Regions from separate parts of the Homo sapiens genome. Here region 1 is linked to region 2. Evidence: chromatin contacts called from ENCODE Hi-C or POLR2A ChIA-PET data. All regions are on one chromosome and are shown on one strand. The core of a region is the stretch at or near the end of the contact, and the rest is flanking DNA. Distances in the headings are between cores, read along the strand shown.

The links. Hi-C counts contacts between places; a loop is a spot of excess contacts on that map. ChIA-PET counts read pairs that join two places held with the same protein, here RNA polymerase II (POLR2A). Pooled maps may share reads with other maps.
Region 1: a loop to region 2 is called in a pooled map, with 2.4 times the contacts of the local background. The contact joins the enhancer-like site here to the promoter of TMEM94 in region 2. A Hi-C loop is called at or near these places in 2 of 50 pooled maps. POLR2A ChIA-PET finds 5 or more read pairs at or near these places in 8 of 52 experiments (H1, OCI-LY7, Panc1 and 3 more).

What each region holds. Positions count from the first base shown.
Region 1 is chr17:75,234,133-75,240,758 of GRCh38, forward strand. It overlaps GGA3 (golgi associated, gamma adaptin ear containing, ARF binding protein 3), which reads right to left. Exons shown (of 17, transcript NM_138619.4): 12 at 6,210-6,280; 13 at 5,657-5,976; 14 at 5,243-5,439; 15 at 4,782-4,951; 16 at 4,520-4,630; 17 at 2,467-4,257. The coding sequence ends at 4,147. NUP85 (nucleoporin 85) reads left to right here. Exons shown (of 19, transcript NM_024844.5): 17 at 505-656; 18 at 968-1,069; 19 at 1,446-1,626. The coding sequence ends at 1,547. Among named protein-coding and RNA genes, the nearest start is that of GGA3, 24 kb to the right of the region's middle. RefSeq lists silencers at 519-682, 6,516-6,626. Within about 2 kb of position 4,704, at least 7 of the 41 ENCODE cell types and tissues checked have a DNase peak (open chromatin) inside an H3K27ac peak, as active enhancers do.
Region 2 is chr17:75,451,051-75,458,167 of GRCh38, forward strand. TMEM94 (transmembrane protein 94) reads left to right here and starts at 5,585. Exons shown (of 32, transcript NM_014738.6): 1 at 5,585-5,701. RefSeq lists enhancers at 2,058-2,352, 5,282-5,331 and a silencer at 5,482-5,641.

The sequences.
Region 1 (6,626 bases), core at 3,454-5,953, 220 kb before region 2:
CCTCCACCTCCCGGGTTCAAGCCATTCTTCCTCCTCAGCCTCCTGAGTAGCTGGGACTACAGGTGCATGCCACCATACCCGGCTAATTTTTGTATTTTTAGTAGAAATGGGGTTTCACCATGTTGGCCAGGTTGGTCTCAAACTCCTGACCTCAGGTGATCCACCTGACTCGGCCTCCCAAAGTGCTGGGGTTACAGGCATAGGCATGAGCCACCACGCCTGGCCTAGTCAATCTCTTTTAATCCATGACTCTTGTTATGTATTTTGACTCTGATGTTTCCCCAGATTTGGCTCTTCGGAGTTCTTCCAAGTCTGTTTTGAATGCTCTTGGTCTGCATCTCATTGGGACCTATGAGTTTGGAGACAGAAAAAAATCTCCTGCTTTGTGGAGTGGCTGGTCTGAGGTTTTTCTTCTCCTGTTTAGGGCCAGGGTGACTTTTGTAGGTGTCACTTGGGCAATTTGGGGGAATATGCAGGTTACTCAGTGCTCTTGTTTCGCCATAGGAAAGTATCGCGAGTTCCACCGTATGTACGGGGAGAAGCGTTTTGCCGACGCAGCTTCTCTCCTTCTGTCCTTGATGACGTCTCGGATTGCCCCTCGGTCTTTCTGGATGACTCTGCTGACAGACGCCTTGCCCCTTTTGGAACAGAAACAGGTGAAGGTTGCAGCAGCAGTGGTTTTCTTTGCTTGTCAGTCCCTGCTAGAGCTTAGTTGTATAGCTGTTGCCGATGTGCGTGTTTCCTCCTTTGTCGTTCTGCCTGTGCGCGTGTATTCCCCTTAGCGCCCTCTCTGGGATTCCAGACTCACACAGGAAACAAACACTGCTTGATTTGAAATGAGGTATTCGTATACAAAGCACACTATTGCGAAGGGTATGAAAGGAAGAACGTCCGAACATGGGCCCCTGCCCCAACCAATGCAGGCCAGGGCTGGGGGCAGCCAAGCAAGGCAGGCTCTCTTCCCTAGGTGATTTTCTCAGCAGAACAGACTTATGAGTTGATGCGGTGTCTGGAGGACTTGACGTCAAGAAGACCTGTGCATGGAGAATCTGATACCGAGCAGCTCCAGGTCATTTTCACTTTTGGGTTGATGGTTCCACATGGAGGTGGGAAAAGGCTCCCTCTATCTCAGGCTTCCCCTTCCCTCCAGAAACACTGGCTCCTATGGACACATGTGCCTCTGTTCCCCTTAACCTGTGTAATTCACACACCACCTTCTTTTAGGAGAAAATCAGGGATTCTAGTGTTCTCATCTCTACATTTTGTTCTTTGCTGTTCATCATTTCCAGTATGGCCCTTTGGTATTGCTTTCTTTTACATCGATAATTTGCTGGAAGCTACTATGAATGTTAAGTGCCCTCTACCTTTGGATTAGCTAGACCCTTCGGGAGTGTGAAAGGGCTCCTTCCTGCTCTTAGCTCATGCTGGCGCTCTCTGCTTTGCAGGATGATGACATAGAGACCACCAAGGTGGAAATGCTGAGACTTTCTCTGGCACGAAATCTTGCTCGGGCAATTATAAGAGAAGGCTCACTGGAAGGTTCCTGAGAACTGCTTCAATGTGGTATCTTTGTATGGCAATGTATATAGATTTTTTTAAAAGAATAAATGTTGTTTTGCAAATGTAGGTTCTTAGAGTCCACCCAGGGAATTTTTTATCTGTCTAGTCTGAACCTGAGGTGGTAAGAGATTAAAAAATGCTTGTTTTATGTTCTTTTTTTTTTGAGACGGAGTCTTGCACTGTTGCCTGGCCTGGAGTGCAATGGCACGATCTCAGCTCACTGCAACCTCCGCCTCCAGGGTTCACGTGATTCTCCTGCCTCAGCCTCCCAAGTAGCTGGGATTATAAGTGCACACCATACCCAGCTAATTTTTTTGTATTTTTAGTAGAGATGGGGTTTCACTGTGTTGGCCAGACTGATCTCAAACTCCTGACCTTGTGATCTGCCCGCCTTGGCCTCTCACAGTGCTGGGATTACAGGCGTGAACCACCACACCCGGCCTTGTTTTATGTTCTGATACGCAACTGTCTTCCTGTGCCTCCTTAGATAAGAAATCACCCCCCAGGTCGGGTGCAGTGGCTCACGTCCTGTAATCCCAGCACTTTGGGAGGATCCCTCAACCCCAGGAGTTTGAGACCAACCTGGGCAACATAGGGAGACTCCATCTCTGTTTAAAAAAAAAAAAAAAAAAAACCCCAAAGTTGTGGTGACTGCAGTGTCTTGGAAGTCTGAACAAGAACGCTTGGTGGTATACTTGTGCTTCTGAAATCTTGCCTCACCTCTTCTGGAACACTTAACATTTTGGTTATTTAGTTCCCTTAAAATATAAGCGTACAGGAACCCGCACTTTTAACAAAAACCTTGGGCAGTTCTATCATAGGCTGTCCTCATGTATATCTAGAATTCATAGGTGGTACCTTTTCCTCCATCAGGGTGAATGGCGTCTATACTAGGAAGATTCCAAGTACAGTGAAAATGGTTTTATTTAACATGCAGCAAAACAAGGGCAGCAGAGCTGGGATATCCAGTACAGCCATTTGCCACGAAGCACTGACCTCAACAGTAACGAGTAACACTCAAATAACTGTAATGTCTAGAGCATAACACAAAGTTCCATTTCCACATAGTAATTCCACAGACATTCCCAGGGCTGCAGCAGCCAGTCTCTGGAAAGCTCTTGGATTTATTCCTTAAGTAGTGAAAAATGATTCACTTTTGACTTGTCCTCTTCTAATGAAGCAGTGAAACCTGCTTGCTAAAGACAGCGAGGGGCAGGGAAGGGATATGACCTCTTCCCATAGTAAGGAATAAGGAAGCCTGGCAAGGGGCAGGGAGGAACCAGGGAACATGGTCTGTGCCACCTTCCTTTCCCCAGAGATGTCCGATTGCTGAGCTTGTTCACCTGGGCTCCGCAAGCTTCCCCCGTGTCTATGGCAGCTGGTGATTTTTTTTTTGTGACGGAGGCTTGGAGTACATGTCCCAGGATCACATCCAGCAGCTAGAGTGGCTGGGACAAGCTGGCGGGGGCCAAGCACTGTTGAAGCAATAGGGTCTGGTGACTCAGCTCAAGTGTGGCCCGATCTCATCACCTCCAGACCCAACATCTCGCTGACAGTGCCCCTCAGTAGCTGGGGAACAGTTGAGGTTTCTGGGCAGCACATTAGGACATATGTCTAGTGTAACATTTGTGATCCTGAGGCCTCCTGTGTCCAGCCACAGGTGCCACACCACATGCCATCTGGTGAGAGGAGAGGGAGGCCAAAGCAGTAGGATGTAGAGTGGCGGTAGATTCCAAGGGGAGGATAGCAGTTTATTTCATGCCAAGCAAGAGGTAGTCAGTAGGATGGCCTGTCCCCACGGCTGGAGGCACGCTTTTCCCAGAAAGCTGAGTACCTGCTTCTGGAGAAGGGGAAATACTGGCTCTCTTCATTTTCCTTCCTATCCCTAGTTGGGCCTGTCATGAGGCCAAATTCCATGTCCTGCCAAGATGTCCATAGGACACAGCCTGCCACTGCCAGGGACAAGCACACAACTCATCACTCCGTGGCCATTCCAGGACGATGCTGTCCACCAGAGGCAGGGCTGGGGACTTTGCAGTATGCCAGTTCCTTATTCTGGGCCAGGCACCTTCCTGGGCCACCTCCCTGGGGATGGCAGCAGGAGCTGGTTGGCGGGGGAAGCATGGAATTGCAACAGGGCTGCAGCCCCTTGGGCCGTGCATCTGTCAGGTGTGAGGATGTGGCTCTTGTGGGGAATGACCCATGACAGTCTCTCTTTAGAGACTCCCACCCCCCACCCCCCACCCCAGTGGCTTCAGTGAATGCCAGTAGAAGGAAGCAAACACCTACGCCAAGCCTGGGGGTCCATGTTCCCGGGACAGCAGTGAAGTCAGGGGCCACTCCGCACCCCTGACAGCATATGGCCACTTCAAGTCACACAGGTAGATAAAAACAGGTCCTTTTAGGGGCCAAAGGAGAGGTTATCACAGCAGCAGTTTGGTTCTCAGCAGAAATGCCCAGGGCCCCTGTTCCACATCAAAGCTACAAGCACTGTTGTCAGGGCATGGAGAGTGACGGGACCAGAGCCCTCCTCGTCTCAGGGCAGCCTGCCTGGCTTCAAGGTGGAGATCACAGCGTCCTCTGGGGTCATAGGTTCCCCCACTGTTCCACAGGAGGGAACTGGTCCACCTCGCCCACCTCTGTGCTCAGCTGCTCCCCCAGGGCGAAGGTCAGCTTATACCGAAGCCGCACCTTCTCCTGTGACAGAGGGCAGCAAGTGAGATCCAGCCCAGGCGGCCCCTTGGCAGGACGCCCTCTATTCTGCTACCCTCTCTGTGCTAGAGGAATGGTCCCTTTTCCCCGCAACCCCCAACCATGCTCAGACACTTAACCTAAGGCAGCAAAGGGATGTGTCAATCCTACAGTCAAAACACTTCCAGCTGGGAGGTGGTGGGCCTGACGTCCTAATCTGGGGCAGCTGGGGCCTCAGGCTGGGACCCCTGGGTTCTTTGCTGCTCACCTTCAGTGGATTGGCCAGCAACATGACCTGGGTGATGGCTGCAGGTGGCTGGATGGGGCTAAATGGAGAGAGTTCTGTCCCAGAAGGTGGCTGCAACTTCACTTTCATTGACTAAAGAGAGAGAAACTCCTTTGAAGAGAACTGGTAGGTGCCCCCAGATGGAACCTGCAGTGCACACACACACTGCCACCTGCTGGCTGCAAAGGCCTCTACACAACAGGGTCAAGATAAGGCCGTTTTGGCCCCAGGGAGACACTGGTACCTTGGGCACTGCAGCCTGCAGCACGATGCTCTTGACAGGTAAGGGAGCCGTGTTCAGCATGGACACCACCACCACCAGCACGTCAGGTCGTCCTGGGGGACACTCCTTGGCAAAGTGGAAGAGGATGCGGAAGCCGTTTTTATCGTAGGCTGTCACAGGAAGGGCACTGCCTGTAAGAACGTGACGTGAGTGTGGGAGGAGCAGCACCAGAGACACCCAACAGAGCCCCGGCGGTGAGGAGAAAAGGGCTACTCCGTGGTCATGATGAGTCCAGTGCTTCCTAACGGAATCTGGGAGAGGCGCTCAGTGAGGAGCTTAAGACTGAGAATGCAGGCAGGGAGGCCTGCCTGGCTTTAAGGGACCCCCTGCAAAGAGTGCCTGGATCCATCCCTGTCGCATGTCCTACAGCTCCGTGGCTATAGGCCCCACCGCCCCACCCACCTCAATCCTCCAACACCTACTAGGCTTGATCGATTCCAGGGGCACGTGGATGCTGGCCAGGGAGAGCTCAGGCCCCTTCGGGGGGCTGCCCTGGGACTGGAAACTCAGTGGCTGGAAGAGCGGGCTGCCGGGCCCCGTGGAGAAGGGCAGGAGGGGCCTGGCTGGGGTGGTGGTGGGGATGAGAGGGGAGGTAGTGGGTTTCACCAAGCCCGAGGTCCTGGGAGGTGGGAAGGATGGAAAGCACGTCAGAGAGCCAGCCAGAGCTGCAGGACTCTCACCCAAGGCCCCTGACCATGCTCTTACCCAGGCCCACCCCTTGCCTTCCAGCCTGACTGATGGGACTACAAGGCACCCCCACCCCTTCAAAGTTAGCTCTGGTTCTGACACATTCAGGCCCAACCCTCAGCAACCCCACATCTCCTCCCACTCATTACACTTTGGCCTCTTCTAGAAGCTGATCGAGGGCATCCAGGTGGTGCAGCGCGCTGTTGCCCAACGCCAAGCCATGGTGCCCAGGGACTGCGGGCTCAACTTTTGGGGCCAAGGCTGGGGCCACTCCAGTAGAAAACAAGGAGGAGCCCGCACTGGGGGCAGGAACACTGGCTGGGACCACAGGAGCTGGGAAGGGAGGCGGCAGTGGAGCTTGGGAGCTGCTTGAGGAGGGGGCTGAGGGCTGGAGCAGAGGAGCATCGGAGGCGCCACAGGCAGCGGTCCCCGGCCTGGGGCTGAAGAAGTCCAGGTCGGACTGTTCCCTCTATGAACAACAGAAAGGGTGGTGAGCCGAGGGCGGGTGGGGAGGGCCTGCCGCTGGAACGGGGCGCAGCCCTCCAAGGACTGCACGGAAGACAGCCCCGGAGGCACTCATTGTTCCCCGCTGCAGCTGGCACGCTCTGGAGGGAAGGACAGCTAACTGCAGCCCAGGAGACATGACGCTGGAAAGTGGAGGTCCTTGGCACAGTAGTGCTGTCACCGATCCTGTGCCCCTACCTGGAGCAGGTGCCACTGGCTGTTCCCAGCTGACTCTTTGGGAGGAACATTAGGGGCTGGGTCGGCGAGGCCTGACAATAGAGAAGAAAACAGGATGAGAAGAGGCTCTGAGCTAGGCAGCCCTAGCCCCGCCTTGCCTGAGGAGGGGTCAGGTGACAAGTGACATCAATGGGTGAAGGCGCCGGGAGAAGCTGTTCTGCAGGCAGCCTCCAGAGGGGAATGGAGCGCTCCAGTCCATGATGCAGAAGCGGGGGGCCTGTGGGGCGGGGTGCAGGGCAGGAGGCAGAGTCCACCGGGAGGATGGCCCTGGGGCCCTCAGGGTCGCTGAACTTCACTGAGTACCTCCAACTCAGGGTTCTTTGCCCACCCCAACAGTCACACTGGGGCCCCGCTCAGGGCTCCTAATTCCACACACCC
Region 2 (7,117 bases), core at 4,335-6,834:
TGTTTTGTTTTGTTTTTTTGAGACTGAGTCTCGCTCTGTCACCCAGGCTGGAGTGCAGCGGCACGATCTCGGCTCACTGCAAACTCCACCTCCCAGGTTCAAGCCATTCTCCTGACTCAGCCTCCCGAGTAGCTGGGACCACAGGTGCCCGCCACCATGCCGGGCTAATTTTTTGTATTTTTAGTAGAGATGGGGTTTCACCGTATTAGCCAGGATGGTCTCGATCTCCTGACCTCATGATCCGCCTGTCTTGGCCTCCCAAAGTGCTGGGATTACAGGCGTGAACCACCACGCCCAGCCCTTTTTTGTTTTTCTGAGGCAGGTCTCACTCTGTCGCCCAGGCTGGAGTGCAGTGTCACAGTCACAGCTCACTGCAGGCTCAACATCCTGGGCTCAAATGATCCTTGCACGTCAGTCTCCTGAGTAGCTGGCACCACAGTTGTGCACCATGCCTGGCTAATTATTTTTATTTTTAAATTTTTTGTAGAAATGGAGGCTCCCTGTGTTTCCCTGGCTGGTCTCAAACTCCTGGGCTCAAGTGACTCTCCCACCTTGGCCTCCTAAAGTGTTGGGATTACAGGCTTGGCCCAGACCACTCTTTAGGGGTACAAAGACGTGTCAGAATTGTCTCGCTGGCAGTATTTACAACAATGTTCTTCAGTGGGACCTCTTGGTTGAATCAAAGGGCCCAAGAGGAGCCTATTGTCAGTGAGATATCACTACTACACGATGCAGGGATTAAAGGAGCAGCTTCTCCTAAAAATATCACTCACAACTTAGAGGCAAAAGGCTCTTTTTTTTTTTTTTTTCTGAGACGGAGTCTTGCTCTGTCACCCAGGCTGGAGTGCAGTGGCGTGACCTCAGCTCACTGCAAGCTCCGCCTCCTGGGTTGACACCATTCTCCTGTCTCAGCCTCCCAAGTAGCTGGGACTACAGGCACTCGCCACCACGCCCGGCTAATTTTTTTTTTGTATTTTTAGTAGAGACGAGGTTTCACCGTGTTAGCCAGGATGGTCTCGATCTCCTGACCTCGTGATCCGCTCGCCTCGGCCTCCCAAAGTGCTGGGATTATAGGCGGGAGCCACCGCGCCCGGCCTAGGCAGAAGGCTCTTGCCGATGGAGCAAGCTGAACATGGGAACTACCTGTTCAAGAATCAACGGCTCAGATAATTTCACCAGGCCTCACATTGCAAGTATCCTCAGTCCCGACCCCGAATGCCAGCCTCTGTCTTCATCCATTGCTATCTCCCTCCAAACCTTTCCCCTGTGTGATTCGAAGCCCATTATTTCTTTTTTATTATATACTTTTTTCTCTTTTGAAAAATTTTTTAATAGAGAAGGCATCTCGCTATGTTCCCCAGGTGGGTCTTGAACTCCTAGGCTCAAGCAATCTGCCCACCTCTGCCTCCCAAAGTGCTGGAATTACAGGCATGCAGGCATGAGCCACCGGACCCAGCTCCCTTTTTTTCTTTTCTTTTTTTTTGAGATGGAGTCTTGCTTTGTCACCCAGGCTGCAGTGCAGTGGAGCTATCTCGGCTCACTGCAACCTCCACATCCCAGCTTCAAGTGAGTTTCCCACCTCAGCCTCCGGAGTAGCTGGGATTACAGGTGCCCACCACCACGCCCAGCTAATTTTTGTATTTTTGTACAGACAGGGTTTCACCATGTTGGCCAGGCTAGTCTTGAATCCCTGAACTCAGGTGATACACCCACCTCAGCCTCCCAAAGGACTGGGCTTACAGAAGTGAGCCACTGCACCCAGCCTACTCCTGTTACTTTTAAACAAATGACTAGGTTGAAAAGATGGCTGCCAGGTGCGGTGGCTCACGCCTGTAATCCCATCACTTCGGAAGGCCAAGGTGGGTGGATCACGAGGTCAGGAGTTCAAGACCAGCCTGACCAACATGGTGAAACCCCATCTTTACTAAAAATACAAAAATTAGCCGGGCATGGTGGCACATGCCTGTAATCCCAGCTACTGGGGAGGCTGAGGCTGGAGAATCACTTGAACCCTGGAGGCGGAGGTTGCAGTGAGCCAAGATCGCGCCACTGCACTCCAGCCTGGGTGATAGAGCGAGACTCAGTCTCAAAAAAAAAAAAAAAAAAAAGAAAGGTGCAATGAGGAAGGATGCTCAGGTCAGGGTGTGGGAGGACCTTGCCCTGCTTGTGTGTGATTCTGCACGTCATTCCTGGCTCAACAGCCTGAATGAGTCCTGCTGGATCACTCTCGTTTCTGACTCACTTCTCATATCTCTGTTTAGATGAAGGGAAATCTTATAGATAAACAAGAGTGTTTTCTCGCTGATGCTTTGTCCAGTACTATGCTCTAAATTGGCCTTGACCAGGTAATCTGGAGCTGGCAGAGGTAGCTTCTGTCATTGTAACTCAGATGATATGAGATCTGAGGTGCAGAAATCGAGTTATCCCTTCCTCCTTCACCCTAAACCTTAAGTCCAGCCACTAGACTGTGCCTGTTCTACCTGCTAACTATCTCTTGAACACATTTCTTCTTCTTTTTTTTTTTTTTTTTTTTTTTGTGAGACGGAGTCTTGCTCTGTCACCCAGGCTGCAGTGCAGTGGCGCGATCTTGGCTCACTGCAACCTCCGCCTCCTGGATTCAAGTGATTCTCCTGTCTCAGCCTCCCGAGTAGCTGGGACTACAGGCATGCACCACCATGCCCTGCTAATTTTTGTATTTTTTGGTAGAAACAGGGTTTCACCATATTGGCCGGGCTGGTCTCGAACTCCTGACCTCAGATGATCTGCCCGCCTCAGCCCCCTAAAGTGCTGTGATTACAGGCGTGAGCCACCGTGCCCAGCAGTGTTAGTGTAGTTTATGTGTGGCCCAAGACAATTCTTCTTCCAACATGGCCCAGGGAAGCCTAAAGATTGAACACTCCTGAGCTAAGGGAAATGGCATGTAAGGCTGGAGGGGGAGGGACTGAGAACACAGATGGGGAAAAGGAGGAAAAGGCTGTCTTCCTGCAGGAACATAGAAAGGGAAAGAGAAGTGGATGAAGTAGATGAGAAATCTCCAAGGGAAGGCCTTGGTCTTCTTCTCAATAGACTCATCTTGGTACTCATCTGAAGACACGGGAAGCTTCAGAAAAATGAAGAAGGATTGGTATAGCTGCTTGGGGTTGCTAGACAACCAACAAGACTTGGTTAAGGGACCTCAGATCTGCAAAGCTAATTCAGGGTGAATTTAGAGTGGGCACATTGGCATGTTCTGGCTTGAGTGATTTGATTTACTCATGTAGCAAAATTTTATGGCTGAGGGGACTGACAGAGGAAGTGGTCAGGCAGATGGAGAGTTGCAGAGCCCTTGAAACTAGCAGGCATTCAGTGCAATTTCATTGAGTGATATTCATAAAACCCAGTGGAGCTGAAAAACCAGTGTGGCCAGAGGGGGCTGAGAGGTTCAAAGTGAAGTGACTGTGCTACATTTGTTAATCTTCCAAAGGCAGCCAACTAGATCTTAAGGGGTCAAGTGGAAAGATGTAATATATAGGTAGCCTGCTAGCTCAATTCAACAAATGTTAATGGATACAAGGCAGCAAGTAAGGTGCTGTGGAAACTGCTAAGATAAGCCAGCTGCCCGCAGGGAGTTTGAGGTCTTACAAAAAGAGCAATGCTGTATAAAGCAGACTTTTGCAAAGGTGGCAATGCAGACACAGAGAAGGAGGCCCAGCATTATATATAGAGAGAGTCAATGACTAAAACCCAGGGAGAGGCTGGGAGTGGTGGCTCACACTTGCGATCCCAGCATTTTGGGAGGCTGAGGCAGGAGGATTGCTTGAGGCCAGGAGTTTGAGACTAACCTGGGCAACATAGCAAGACCCCATCTCTATAAAAAATAAAAAAATTAGCTGGGTGTGGTGGTTCGCACCTGTAGTCCTAGCTACTCAGGAGGCTGAGGTGGGAGGATTGCTTGAGCCCAGGTGTTCGAGGCTGCAGTGAGCTATGATGGCACCACTGCACTTGCCAGACTGGGTGACAGAGTGATACCCTGCTCTAAAAATAAATAAATATGTACATACATACAAGAAAAAATAAAAGTCAAGAAAGGTAGCATTTGAGGTGGGCCTTTAGGTTGATTAAGTATTTATTTGCATGCTGGCTTTACTGATAAGAAAGAACCGTCAGGCTGGGTGCGGTGGCTCACGCCTGTAATCACAGCACTTTGGCAGGCCGAGGCAGGTGGATCACCTGAGCTCAGGAGTTTGAGACCAGCCTGGCCAACATGTTCAAACCCTGTCTCTACTAAAAATACAAAAATTAGCTGGGTATGGTGGCAGGCACCTGTAATCCCAGCTACTCCGGAGGCCGTGGCAAGAGAATCACTTGAACCCGGGAGGTGAAGGTTGCAGTGAGCCGAGATCAAGCCATTGCCCTCCAGCCTAGGCGACAAGAGCGAAACTCCGTCTCAAAAAAAAAAAGAAAAAAAGAACCTTTAAAGCAAAGCGTAGGGAACCAACCATGTGACGAAGGAGCAGAGGTGGAAAGGTCTCTGTCACGTTTAAAGAATGGTGGTTAATCTATGTGGCTGCAGGAATAGTTTAGCCTGTGGGGACTTAGACCTGGAAACGTATGTCTGAGTCAATTTATGAAGGACTTTGAACATCAGGCAGAAAGATTTGGACCTATTTGCAAAGGTGAACTATCAGTTTTTGTGTGCAGGTTAGTGACATGATTCTTATGGCGTTTTAGGCAACAGCTAAACTGGGTCATACAAGATTAGGTACTAAAATGCCATCTTCTTGTCCAGCTGAGAAAGGGATTTTAATTACGTAATTAAACTCATGAATGTGGGAAGGGGCTCTTACTTCACAAGGCCAACCTCAGCTCTTTCCCAATTATATAAACAAGTTTTTGTTTGTTTTTTTGTTTTTGTTTTTTTTAAACAAGCCTTCCAGACTTAGATCTCTGGGAAAAGAGAAGTAAATACTGACACAGGCTTGCTTTGTTTTCCCAAGAGAGGTCTCCCAGGCGATTTATCTAATTACCTAGAAAAAAAATTTAACTTGTTTTTCCCTTTAGATTTCAGCCGAGCTGGAAGCGGGAGGGGGGAATTGCAGTATTGCCTTAGATTTTCTAGATTTGGTTTGGACGCAATATTCGTCCTGAGGGAGTCCCTCCAAGGCCTCTCGGAGCGGGCAGCCTCTAGGCATTTGTTCAAGGCAACAAGGAGGGAGCTTAGAAGAACTTAAGAGAGGCGGGGAGCTCTGCAAAGGGCTTATTTTAAAAAGAAAGGGAAAAAAGGTGGGGCGCGCCGTCTATCTTTTTAGAATAATTCTGTAGGAAAACGAATCGGAGGTAAAGCCATGCCCTCTGGTCAGGGTTTCTGGACTAGAAACTGCCTGAGCTTTACGCACAGGAAAGGACAGTGGCTCTTCACTCTCCCGGCCGCATCACTCGGCACCTAATTCCGCCAGGCTCCCAGAGGGGCGGTTGCAGCTACAGCCTAGCACGCCGCGTAGCCAATAAGAAGCCAGAATTCCCCCTATTCTCAAATCCTGACCAATCGGTGGCCTGAACTTTAGCTCTCTGGCCGGCGCCTCTGTTGCCCGGAAGGGAGGCAAGCCCCCTTAGAGTTGCCAGTAACGGACATGGCTGCGGCCCCCGGAGGAGGGGACGTGAAGTGAGGAGGGGGTTGGGAGGGGAGAGGACGCGGGCGAGGAAGACCAGCCCCGGGGCCCCGGTAAGTACGAGAAGGCCCGTGGCCCGAAAGTGGGGAGCAAGGGGGCGTGGGGCTCGGCCTTGCGCGTCCTTTGGATTCTTGGCCAAGGAAAGGGGAGTCTGGGGTCTGCACCCAGAGAACGGCTTAAGGGGATGCCTCCTGAGGGGGAGTCCAGGGACTGGCTCTAGTCTCCAGCTCTTGACCATTGCCTTCCCCCGAGTCTTCAGACTCTTGCTCTCAGCCCTGGATTGGTCCATTGTGGGGTCTCTCGCCAGAAATAAAGCCTCTCGCCAACAAAGAATCCCTGCCCCAGGTCTGTCGTGCCTAGGCCCTGGCCCAGAGGGCTCCCAACGCCGACGCCCTGAGTATTTATTTCGAGGCCCCTGGGAGTCCTCATCCCCGACCTAAATAAAGACCGTTGTCCCGCCTGCGCGCGCTCTCCGCAGCCGCCCGGGGTCCTCGCGCGGCCGTCCCCAGCTGGATGGAGCCGGCCGAGGGGCTCCTGGCAGCCATCCCTGATCTTGCAGTTTGGAGCGGGCTTTTTTTTCTTTCCGCCTTTCCAGAAGCGTTTTCAGGCTCCTCGGAAGCTCACCATCCATGCCATCGGATAAAGTGACTCCTGTGGAATGCCCTCGTTCCTGTACCGCACACCCCTGGAGCCCAGGTCTCCTGGTTCCTAGCATGCCACGATGCGGCCCCTGCCCGCTGCCCAGCGCCAGATGCAAGCAAAGCCCCGCTCTTTCATTGGTGTGTCACCGCGGGCTAAACTTTGGCGTTGCCTTGGTCACGTGCTGCTACATCCCACCCTCTCTCCTGAGTTTTTCGGTGGCTCTTGAGGGAAAAAAGGAGGGAGCTCGTTATGGAATCTGTTTTCCTTCTGCTATGTGGGTGTATGCATTGGAGAGAAGGATCTTTTTCTCATGATTTATCCAAGACGCTCAGCTTTAGTGACATAGTTGTTATTCCGCAGGTAATCTTGGAAGATGGAAGCAGGGAGGGGGCAGTTTTAACATTTTCATTTTGCAGATGTGGAGATTGTTCGGAGAGGCAAGGCCAGGGTCACCTAGAGCCAAACTAGAATCCGAAAGTCCAGGGGCTTGAGTTCTTTATCCGCTAGACCTAGTTGTTTCCTAGGTGTGACCTGAGGAGATCAAGTTCCCTGACTCCCCTGAGCTCTTGCAGGGTGGCTCTGGGCATTAAAAGCGATGGGCATTAAAAGTAGGATCCTCCTATGCTTCCTGGCAATGACTAGGGTCTTCATACCTGGTTTGCATTCAGTAATTTTAAGAAGCCAGCAGGTAGTTCTCTGGCAGACTTCTTGTATTAATATTCATTGTAGTCTCTGTCTGTATTGGGGGCGTAAATTATTTTAGTGATTCTCAGGGCAGCGAGAGGCAGAGTAAGAGGAAGGTATGCCTCTTCCTTGGTTTTTGGGAA